Linked DNA regions of Homo sapiens: regions 1, 3 and 4 are each linked to region 2. The links are chromatin contacts, found by Hi-C or POLR2A ChIA-PET in ENCODE. All regions are on one chromosome and are shown on one strand. Each heading gives the region's core, a stretch centred on a gene start or an enhancer-like site at or near the end of the contact. The rest is flanking DNA. Distances are from core to core; before and after follow the strand shown. Region 1 overlaps ACYP2 (acylphosphatase 2). Region 2 holds the start of ACYP2 (acylphosphatase 2). Region 3 has its middle 43 kb from the start of PSME4. Region 4 overlaps ACYP2 (acylphosphatase 2).

The links. Hi-C counts contacts between places; a loop is a spot of excess contacts on that map. ChIA-PET counts read pairs that join two places held with the same protein, here RNA polymerase II (POLR2A). Pooled maps may share reads with other maps.
Region 1: POLR2A ChIA-PET joins it to region 2 with 17 read pairs in H1. The contact joins the enhancer-like site here to the promoter of ACYP2 in region 2. A Hi-C loop is called at or near these places in 3 of 168 maps with a recorded cell type or tissue (G401, endothelial cell of hepatic sinusoid and head of caudate nucleus) and 3 of 50 pooled maps. POLR2A ChIA-PET finds 5 or more read pairs at or near these places in 5 of 52 experiments (AG04449, Caco-2, H1 and 2 more).
Region 3: a loop to region 2 is called in a pooled map, with 2.8 times the contacts of the local background. The contact joins the enhancer-like site here to the promoter of ACYP2 in region 2. A Hi-C loop is called at or near these places in 2 of 50 pooled maps. POLR2A ChIA-PET finds 5 or more read pairs at or near these places in 3 of 52 experiments (B cell, OCI-LY7 and activated naive CD8-positive, alpha-beta T cell).
Region 4: POLR2A ChIA-PET joins it to region 2 with 20 read pairs in activated naive CD4-positive, alpha-beta T cell. The contact joins the enhancer-like site here to the promoter of ACYP2 in region 2. POLR2A ChIA-PET finds 5 or more read pairs at or near these places in 4 of 52 experiments (AG04449, HepG2, activated T-cell and 1 more).

What each region holds. Positions count from the first base shown.
Region 1 is chr2:54,207,019-54,209,718 of GRCh38, forward strand. The region is part of intron 3 of ACYP2 (acylphosphatase 2); the gene reads left to right. Among named protein-coding and RNA genes, the nearest start is that of TSPYL6, 48 kb to the right of the region's middle. Within about 2 kb of position 1,444, at least 2 of the 41 ENCODE cell types and tissues checked have a DNase peak (open chromatin) inside an H3K27ac peak, as active enhancers do.
Region 2 is chr2:54,114,204-54,116,903 of GRCh38, forward strand. It overlaps ACYP2 (acylphosphatase 2), which reads left to right and starts at 1,412. Exons shown (of 4, transcript NM_138448.4): 1 at 1,412-1,553. The coding sequence starts at 1,496. RefSeq lists silencers at 1,241-1,310, 1,801-1,860.
Region 3 is chr2:54,012,671-54,015,370 of GRCh38, forward strand. It overlaps a transcript of ACYP2 not described here. Among named protein-coding and RNA genes, the nearest start is that of PSME4, 43 kb to the left of the region's middle. Within about 2 kb of position 1,426, at least 5 of the 41 ENCODE cell types and tissues checked have a DNase peak (open chromatin) inside an H3K27ac peak, as active enhancers do; they include B cell, where a contact is called at or near this core.
Region 4 is chr2:54,227,832-54,230,531 of GRCh38, forward strand. All of the region lies in intron 3 of ACYP2 (acylphosphatase 2), which reads left to right. Among named protein-coding and RNA genes, the nearest start is that of TSPYL6, 27 kb to the right of the region's middle. Within about 2 kb of position 1,251, at least 5 of the 41 ENCODE cell types and tissues checked have a DNase peak (open chromatin) inside an H3K27ac peak, as active enhancers do.

The DNA of each region.
Region 1 (2,700 bases), core at 194-2,693, 93 kb after region 2:
TGTATATGTGTGCATGTACATGTATATATATGTATATATGTAGAGGGAAAGTATGTGTCTGTATATATGTTTATATAGATATCTATATATAGATATATAGGTATATATATGCCTATATCTCAAGTTATTATATGTACATATATACAACATGTATATGTGTGTGTGTGTGTGTGTGTGTGTGTGTGTGTATAAAGAGAATGTGAGGAAATGGCTCATGCAATTATGATGGTGGGCAAGTTGGAATTTGTAGGGAAGGCTGGCAGGCTAGAAATTCAAGTAAGAGTTGATATTGTAGTCTTGATTCTGAAGCCTGGAAATGGTTAGAACTTCTATGTTGTAGTCTGGAGGCAGAATTTCCTCTCTCAGAAGCCTCAGTCTTTGTTCTTTAAGTTCTTCAATTGGTTGGGTGACACCCACCCACATTATGGAGGGTAATTTGCTTTACTTAAATTCAACTGATTGTAAATGTTAATCATATCTACAAAATACTTTTACAGCAACTTCTAGACTAAAATTTGACCAAACAATTAAGCACCATAGTCTAGCCAAGTTGACACATAAAATGTAACATCACAGGCCTCTTGCATATGTTATTGTCAGTAAGCCAAATTAAAGATAATGGTAGCTAGCATTTTTACTAACTTGGATTCAATATTTAGTGCAACTCTGCAGTAATAAAGATGTGAATTATACTGTAGCACTCCAAAATTGAGTGAATAGGACATGAAACAAAAGCCATGAACCATGATTCTTATCAGTTTGGATTTTTTCCAGAACATTTTTTGAGTCGGTCTTCTGCAATGGTATTGTTCTAGTTTGTTCTTTGAAACTCAGCTTTCAAGTTCTGTGTGTGCATTCAATATTGGGCAATTTTGAACGCATACTTAGAAGAGCGGCCAAAATGTAGATTAGAGAGAGAAGGTCAAACAACTTCTCATCCTGTGCAATTTCTGCAATCCTAAGCCTGTTATAACACAGAGTGTTCCAGGACCTCCCACAGATCCATGAAATGTATTCTCTGGGTTATGGTCTGCATGTGATTTGCTGTTCCTTGATGTCAAGCTTGCTGTTCATCTGACCCTCAAGATCCAGTCAGAGTCTTCAGTCACACTCACCCTCTAATTTTTTTGTATGTGTGTCACCAAGTTTTTGTCTTCTGTAATTCAGTTCACACTAAAAAAAAAAAAACTTTTTATTTCCCCCCTATATCCCTAAAGTGGTTCTTCCTCTTTCCCTCCCCTCTTCTTCCCTCTGTCTCTCTGATTTCTCAGTTTGATCCTGATGTGAATAACATACTACCCTTAGTCTTACATTTCTAATTTTTACTTTCTGTGGGAAACTTCCATCTATGTTTTTCTTTTTTCTTTTTTAAATCCTTAGCATAGTAAATGGAGGTTTGTTGTGTGGGTGTGGGAGCCGGGGGTGCAGGGGGTGGGATGTTTCTTTTTAATTGTTAGAGCTTGATCTCTACATGACTTTCCATTAGCTTGGAATCATGTGACTCCCAGGGTTGGGCAGGAAATTAGCTTTTGTCCAGAAGAGCAGGATACAACAAAAATTATTTTCTTAGCTCCAAAGGCCTCTTTGCTGCAGAAGCCCAAATTGAAAGAGTGGCTTAGTGATTCACTTAAGTCATTAGACAGCCTGCTGATAAGAATTAGTTTAGATTTTGAAAAAAAAGGGAGACTTTTTTTTTTCAGGGCTAAGTATAGGTCTCAGTTATAGAGAAAAGTAAGAGGAAAAATTGTCATATGCATACAGTATTACATAATATTCTATGTCATAAATCAAATTTTATGGGAGTAGGCATTTGTTGCATTGTGTCCTCATACCCAATTGTGTGATTGTGTGTGTGTGTGCATATATGTTCATTGAGGCAATTTGTAATAGAAAGTTTATTGGATTTTACTTTGATTTCTCCTTTATTAAAGTATTGAGGAAATGACAAAAACAATTCTTTGCTTTTACTTTTTTTTTTTGGCAAGCTCCACTTTTAAAACTGTTTATTTTTACAGATGTATTTCATCAGTTCTTAAGAATGAAGCTAGGAATGTTTGCTGGCTTCTCAGTTAGTACCACCCAGAAACTGAAAAAAATCTGTTTTCTTAAAATATGACATTGGGGGGAAGTAGAGAAACTTTTCATTTTTGTGACCTATTGGATTTAAAAAAATATATTTAAATAATGCATTTTTAATATTGCTGTTTAATGTACTGCTTATCTTAATTCCATATTGCTTTCTGACTCTTGGTTGTTGTACTTATTATTTTATAGTTAATAATTGTAATGGAAGGGGGATAAAAGTTCATGTTTTATTTTCTCTGGAAAATTTGAATACCCTGTCCATCCTAGAATTGTTTCTTATTCAGAGAGCCTCCTCCAGGTAAGTCTCCAAGAATTTTGACACTTAATAATCAAGTGTGACTCTCTGATCAGTCAACAAGTACACTTCTTATAAGGTATGTCTTAAAATAACAATATTAAGACATTGTTTGGACTCATTTTCTTTGGACCAGACTAGAATAAGCTGAGTGAGAAAATGACCTGGAATGGTTCATTCCTTCATTTCGCAAACATTTATTACGCTTCTCAGTTGTAACAGGTGTTGGCACCGTCCTATCTCTTCAGAAACTGACAGTTCAGTTTGAGACAAAAAATGAAAGCATTTACAATTCAGTATAGAGACTGTTAAAAAAGGGG
Region 2 (2,700 bases), core at 162-2,661:
CTCACAAGTAAACAGATTTGGAATTCTAGAAGGTGGCAGATTATCAATAGCTGTATCCAGATCCTTTGGAGTGGTGGATGGTTTTATATTAAAACTTGGTAATAGCTCACCAGGAAATAAAATTCAGCCTTAACCTTCTAGGCAATTGGGATGTTGCTGAGAATAATCAAGACAATCAAAAAAAAAAAAAAAAAAAAAGGTCGGGTGTGGTGGCTCACACCTGTAATCCCAGCACTTTGGGAGGCCGAGGCAGGTGGATCACCTGAGGTCAGGAGTTTGAGACTAGCCTGGACAACATGGTGAAACCCCGTCTCCACTAAAAATACAAAAATTAGCTGGGTGAGGTGGCGCATGCCTGTAATCCCAGCTACTTGGAAGGCTGAGGCAGGACAATTTCTTGAACCTGGGAGGTGGAGGCTGCTGTGAGCTGAGATTGCACTACTGCACTCCAGTCTGGGAGACAAGAGCGAAACTCCGTCTCAAAACAACAGCAACAAACCCACACCAAAAAAACTGTATGAACAGCAGACAAGATGACTACAGTGTTTTTCTTTTGTCTGTTTCCACTAGCATAAAAGACTTCATATTTTTAAAAAGTTTCTTATCCCAGAAAATATCACAATCCGTTTAGAATACGAGTTCAGGCTCAATTCCTTCCTGACTGTACAGAAGAGCTCAAGATGTTGCAGACCTTATCTTAAAAGCTGGCTTGGTAGTCACCTAAACATTTCATAAATAATTTACTAACTCTCAAAACACTAAACACGCAGGCCCTTGATTTCAAAAGCCAATCTTGCTGGGATGGAGTGGGGTGGGGGACCTGGGATGGGGGATGAAAGGGGTTGGAAATGGGGAGATATTGGTCAAAGGGTACAAAGTTTCAGTTAGTGTGAATAATAAGTTCTGAAGATCTGTTGTCTAACATGGTGACTGCGATAAATGTATTGTGTCCTTAAAAATTGATGAGAGTAGATCTTAAATGTTCTCTTCATTAAAAAATGGTGCAATGGATACGTTAATTTCATTGATGTAATCATTTCACAATGCATACATATGTCAAAACATCACCTTGTACACCACAAATATACCCAACTTTTATTTGTCAATTACACTTTAATAAAGCTGGGGGAAGCCACTCTTTTTTTGGGCACAGCATCCGGCTTTTATTTACTAACTTTGAGAACAGAGTACCTTGATCAATTAAATGGTAGGGAGCGCTGTGGAGACAGCATCCTCCCCAGTCCGGGAAGAGAGGCCTAGGATGCCTGGGGCCCAGCGGCCTCTTCCCTCCTGGCGTCCCCGGCTGCCCTCGCTCCCAGGCCCCGCAGTCTCATTTGCCGCTTCCGACGCGTGACCCCGGCGCGCTAGCGTCCGGGACCGGTGACAGGCGCGGGGTGCGCCAAGCAGTCCCATGTGTCCCCTCCCTCTCGCAGCCGCCGCAGTCGCTGCGCCCCGAGCCCCTCTCCGGCTCCTCAACAGAGGGCTCGCCGCCGCCATGTCTACCGCCCAGTCACTCAAATCCGTGGACTACGAGGTGTTCGGAAGAGTGCAGGGTAGGAGGCCCCTCTACGGTGGGAGATCAAAAAGGTTATGGGAGGAAGGGGAGAAAGCTGTGAGAAGCGCCTCCCACCTAAAGTATGCCTTTTCCCGTTGTGGCTGGGACTTCCGCTCCGCCATGACACAGCAGCGGCGGCGGGGAGGGAGGCGAAACGCGCATGCGCCCGAGGACTTGGACGGGCGGAAGTACGGGAATGGGGAGGGAAGTGGGGGAGCGGGAGAGGAGGGGTCAGGGGACTGCTGAGGACCAGAAGTGGGCGGCTGCTGGGTGCGGGAGTAAGCGGCACGGGGGAATGTTGAAGTTGGGTAGGAAAAGAAGAGGGTCTTTTAACTAGTGGTCTCGTTGCTTGCCACTGAAGCTACCTGGGCTTGACTTGAGTTTTAGGAAGGACACTTAGATGGTTTAAGGTTAATTTTTCAGAGGTCAAACCTTTTTTTAGACCTCTTTGTAGCTCTTAAAAGAATGAAATTGTTATCTAATTTTTGTTTCATCCTAAGTTTAAGTAGTTGCCAAGTTTGTAATGTCTGGCTTGTTGAAAATATTGATATTTATAAATGAAAATATTAAGTCACTCTGAGATTTATGCAATGGAATATAAATAGGGTAGTGATTTAACATCCACCATCTTCATTTAAAATAAAACTCTTCAACAATGGGAAATTTTACTCATTTCTTTTCCTCTTTGAATTTGATTTTCATTTCACTTTTCCCACCGAATTACCCCATTGTTTTGCTTGAGGGTTTTTTTTTTTTTTTTGCTCACCCTATCATACTTTTCTGCAATATGTATATGTACATATATGCACATGTATGAATAAGTGTAATGCTTTTTCTTAATTTCCTTTGACAATAAGGCTCTCTTAGAAACAAATGCTGGTTCTTTGGTGCCAAAAAGAAGAACTAGCGCTCAAAGAATTTTCTCAGCAAGGCAATTTTACCTCTATAGAAGGGTGCGACTCGCGGATGAAGCAATGGCAACGGCACACCTGAACAGGGGAGGGGAAGGGGTTCTTATTCCTGATGCAGGTAGCCTCTACTGCTGTGTCTTTCCCCTACTGGCTAGGGTTGGACCGCACAGTCTAAGCTAATTCCGACTGGCTATTTTAAAGAGCAGGCGTACGAGCTCAAGTGGCGGGGTGAAT
Region 3 (2,700 bases), core at 176-2,675, 100 kb before region 2:
ATCTACAGTCCTTTAATCCATCATCTCTGTCTGGCGCGGGTTGTTTCCCAAGCCTCCCAGTTGCTTGGCCAGCTTTGGCACTCCTACCCCTATCCTCTTTCTCAACTAGCAGCCAGAGTTTTCCTATTAAAAGCTAAGCCAGGTCAAGTCACTCTTGGCGCTGGAGTGGCTTCCCATCTCGTTCAGAGTGAAAGCTGGTGTTCACAGTAGCCTACAAGGCCCTGAGTGCTCTGACCTGTCTTCTTCTCTGATCTCACCTCCCACTCTCCCTCTCCCTCTGCTCTAGTTACGCCAGCTCTTAGCTGTTCCTTGAATATGCCAAGATGCTCTTACCTCAAGACGTGCACTGTCGTTGCAGGAAACACATTTCGCAGATATATCTATCTGCATGCATGACACGGTCCCTCACCCCTTCAAGGTTTTGCTCAAAATGTCACTTTCTCAGGGAGGCTTTCTCTGAGCTCCTTTTAAATTCAACTCTCCCCACCTGCCCCCACCCCCCGCCCCAGCTTCCACATCCTCAGCAATTTCTGTTCCCTTCCCCTGCCATGTTTTGGTCAATATAACATTTACCACCATCTAATATGTGTGTGTGTGTGTGTGTGTGTGTGTGTGTGTGTGTGTGTGTGTGTGTGTGTGTGTGTGTTTTGAGACAGAGTCTTGCTCTGTTGCCCGGCTGGGGTGCAATGTCACAATCTCGGCTCACTGCAACCTGTGCCTGCCAGGTCCAACCGATTCTTCTGCCTCAGCCTCCCAAGTAGCTGGGATTAGAGGCATGCACTACCATGCCCAGCTAATTTTGTATTTTTAGTAGAGACGCGGTTTCATCATGTTGGCCAGGCTGGTCTTGAACTCCTGACCTCAGGTGATCCACCCACCTCGTCCTTCCAAAGTGCTGGGATTACAGGCATGAGCCACTGCGCACGGCCACCATCTAATAAACTTTAACCGATGTATTATTTATTGCCTGCACTTCTATACAAATCCTTGACTGTAAGTTCTATGACGAGTTTATTTAACAGTTCCAGACACAGAGAAGCACTACAAGAGAGAAAAAAGAAAAAAAAAAAAAAGAGAGAGAGAGGTGAGTGAATTCAGTTAGTAGTTAGCCTGAGAAATGAGAAATTGTACTAAATGAAGTGACACACTGGGAACACTGGATAACAATTTGTGGTTACAATGGAAGGCTTAAGAAACTCAGTGGAGGCTGGGTGTGGTGGCTCACACCTGTAATTCCACCACTTTGGGAGGCTGAGGTGGGCAGATCACTTGAGGTCAGGAGTTCGAGACCAGCCTGGCCAACGTGGTGAAGCCCCTTCTCCACTAAAAATACAAACATTAGCCGGGAGTGGTGGCAGGCACTTGTAATCCCAGATACCCAGGAGGCTGAGGCAGGGGAATCGCTTGAACCTGGGAGGCGGAAATTGCAGTGAGCTGAGATCGCACTGTTGCACTCCAGCCTGGCAGACAAGAGCAAAAAAACTCCGTCTGAAAAAAAAAAAGAAAGAAACTCAGTAAAATTAAGGCAGGCAGGGCAGGTTGGGGAATGCAAACCTTTCAGTTTCTGTGGTTTTCCTTCCTCTTCATCTCCTGCAGTGAAGATGAGGGTGGGGCTAGGGTCAGGATTATCTTCACTTTATTTCTTTTTTTACCTTTCTTTCTTTCTTTTTTTGAGATGAAGTCTCACTTTGTCACCCAGGCTGCAGTGGCACGAACTTGGCTCACTGCAACCTCCACCTCCCCATTTCAGGCAATTCTCCTGCCTCATCCTCCCGAGTAGCTGAGATTACAGGTACCCACCACCAGGCCTGGCTAATTTTTTGTATTTTTAGTAGAGACAGGGTTTCACCACGTTGGCCAGGCTGGTCTCAAACTCCTGACCTTAAGTGATCCGCCCACCTTGGCCTCCCAAAGTGCTGGGATTACAGGCTTGAGCCACCGCTCCCAGCCGTCCCCTATGCCTTTTTTAAATAAGCTCTTTTTATTTCAGCTGGTTGAGTGAGAAATGCTTGTTCCTTGCAAATAAATGAGCAAACTATAATAATAAATTTGTAAAAAAAAAATTTTTTTTCTTTTTTGTTTCTTTTTATTTATTTATTTATCTTTCAAGACAGGGTCTTGCTCTGTCCCCTGGGCTGGAGTACAGTGGTGCAATCATGGCTTACAGCAATCTCGGACTCTTGGCCTCAAGCAGTCCTCCCACCTCAGCCTCTCAAAGTGCTGAGATTACTGGTGTGAGCCACTGTATCTGGCCCCCCATGTTTTTGGTGTATTTTCTCTTTCTACTTCAATATTATATTGTAGTAGATGCCTTGAATTTAGGACAATATCCTAATCTTTGGCTACTCAAAGTGGGGTCTGGGGAGCAGCAGTATACTAGCTATCACTGGGAGTGAGTTAGAAAGTCAGAGTCTTGCTGGGCGTGGTAGCTCATGCCTGTAATCCCAGCACTTTGGGAGGCTGAGGCGGGCAGATCACTTGAGGTCAGGTATTTGAGATCAGCCTGGGCAACATGGTGAAAACCTGTCTCTGATAAAAAAGATAAGTAAATAAATTACAGGCGGGTGTGGTGGCTCACGCCTGTAATCCCAAGCACTCTGGGAGGCCGAGGCGAGCAGATCATGTGAGGACGGGAGTTCAAGACCAGCCTGATCATGGAGAAACCCTGTCTCTACTAAAAATACAAAATTAGCCAGGTGT
Region 4 (2,700 bases), core at 1-2,500, 110 kb after region 2:
GGAACTGAATCATGTAAATCAATGCTACATCATTTGAAGTCTTGCAGGAATGGACAAGACCAGTACTCAAAGCTAACAATATTTTGGCCTGATTTTACATAACTTTCAAATCATCTTCTCAGAAAGCTAAACCCCAGCTGCTCTTCAAGATAAGCCATGATGACAGAGTAGCTATAAAAGTAGTGTCTCATAGATAAAGAGAAGTATGAACAGGTTCAGGCTGGCTGAATAATAGCCCTTTTCTCTTTGAAAGGAAATGGAAGGAATGTAGCTGTATTTGCAGGTAATGAATTTCAATCCCTTATTACTTTCTTTGGGACACATTTACTACACACTGCATTAGGAAGGAGGAATTTACATTTAAGTATGGAAGTGGATCAGAAATTAGTAGATATATAAGATCAGGCAGATCTTTATCATTGAGCAAAGGTCTAAAGATAGTAGTGCAGTCTGTAATTCTGTAAGTGGATATATTGGAACCATAACAACAGCAACAGCTAACATTTATTAAGTGCTCATTATTTATTAGATACAGTATTATGTATCATCTGTTATTCATGTGTAAGGCAGGTAGTGTCTTTATTCCCATTTTGGAGATGAAGAAATCAAGGTATACAGTAGTTAAGAAACTTACTTAAGGTCATACGATCTGTGCTAGCTTTCAGATTCAGGGAACTTGACTTCAGAAACCATACTCTTAACCAGTATGCCAAACCACCTTCTATGAATTTGAAACCACCTCCCATGAATTGATGAATTCATAATTCATCAGTTGGTGTTAATGGAAGTGGTGGAATATAGCCCTGAGGCCAAGTTCTAAATTGTTTAGGAAGTGACCCAAATACTGAGATAATCATAACAAAAAAAGAGGAGAGAAAAGAAAAAAAAGGAAGGAAGGGAGGGAGGGAGAGAAAGAAAAAGTCCATTCCAACAGGCACTGGGTATTGGATATTATGGGAGTCTCCCATAAAGTATAAGGGGCCCATAACCAGGGGACTGAGACTTCACAGTAAGGAACCCAGCCAGTAGAAACTGGGATACAGGGCAAGGAAACTTTCCAGTAACAGTGGACTGGAATAAAATCAGAGCAAAATCAGAGATAAAATAATTCAAAGTAGAGGCAGCATTTCTTGACAAAAGATTTCTTATGTTATCTCCCCTACTGAGGGCTGAAGTTGGCCCCAGAGTGAGATGCATAGTTATAAGTCAGGGTTAATGTAATAGATTCAGCTCAGAGGCAAACAGAAGCAAGGGCACCGAGCCAGGTAGGCCATTACAAAATGGCCCAACTGGGTTAGAGTTCCAGGCAAGAGACTTATTTTCCTAACTTTACTAACATTATTTCTCCATTGTGGCAGCTCCCGCTTCTGTGGGACATGGCATCATGTAGCAGTGACATTAGATACCCAAAGACTGTGGAACAGGGAGATGAAGTTTCATAACATAATTACAAAATTTAACAGCACCCTTTCACATATTTTATGGCCCAATCTATGTTGTTATTCTTTTATTATTTTTTAAGAAATGTAGTATGTTATGTAATATACTGATTGCAGAGTTCACGAAGCCATTTGGGAGATTACTGGGAGGAATAATTTGATATGAAATTATTATTTAATTATATCACTTTCTTATTCTGTCTTATACTAACTTTTGCAGAATGTATATTATTTGGAGAGCCTTGTTTGATATCCTTAACAGACAGAGTAAACATTCAAGATAGTACTTTTAGGAGAGTAGTTTGAATAGTTTTCATTTGCTAATTCCATCCTCTTTTTTCTGTGAAAGAGAAAAACAAAAACATTTTATTTTGTTTTCTTTCATGTAGTGTTTATCCATTGCCTCCATATTTTATAACAGCACCAAAGACTAGTTTTTCTGTTCTGTTTAAAGCTCATAGTTTCTTAGAACTAGTTGTAAATACTGTTAAGAGTCCCCCAAACAGTTTTTTAAGAACCTAATTTAGTTTCATTTGTACTAAGAAGCTGTTTTCTAGATGACTAACATCATATAGTGTTGTTTCCATCAAAAATATTAGTCTGGCATTTGTCATGTTCTGTCCACTAAATAGCTTTGTTATTATTGAGGTCTAAGCTCTGATTTTTTATCTTATCCAAATTCCTACCTTAGGGGTCTAGGGAGTCATGTCCTACAAACCATAAATTCTCATGAGATGGGTTTTATTTGACCCTATATATTGTGACTTACTTTTCAGTCTGACTCTGGCATAACATTATGAGACAAGGAAAAAATATTTAACCCCAAAATATATTTCCTTGTTATACCTTGAAATTGCCCTGCAAAGTTTCTTGTGGGAAAAATCCACATTCTATAGAGAATCCCCTTCCCCTTTTGTTTTCCTTCCTTTCTTTCCAGATACAGGAGTTAATCAACTAAGAGGTAGGCACCCTTTTAAGTCCCAAAAGAAACAATTTACAACCCCCGCTCTCTCTGAAGTCTGCTATCTGAGAGCTTCCTCTGCACAATAAAAGTTGGTCTCCACAATCCTTTACCTTTTTTTTGTTTCGTTTTTTGTTTTTTTGAGACGGAGTTTTGCTCTTGTTGCCCAAGCTGGAGTCCAATGGCGTGATCTCGACTCACCACAGCCTCCGCCTCTTGGGTTCAAGCAATTCTCCTGCCTCAGCCGCCCGAGTAGCTGGGCGCCACCACACCCGGCTATGCGCCTGGCCACACCCGGCT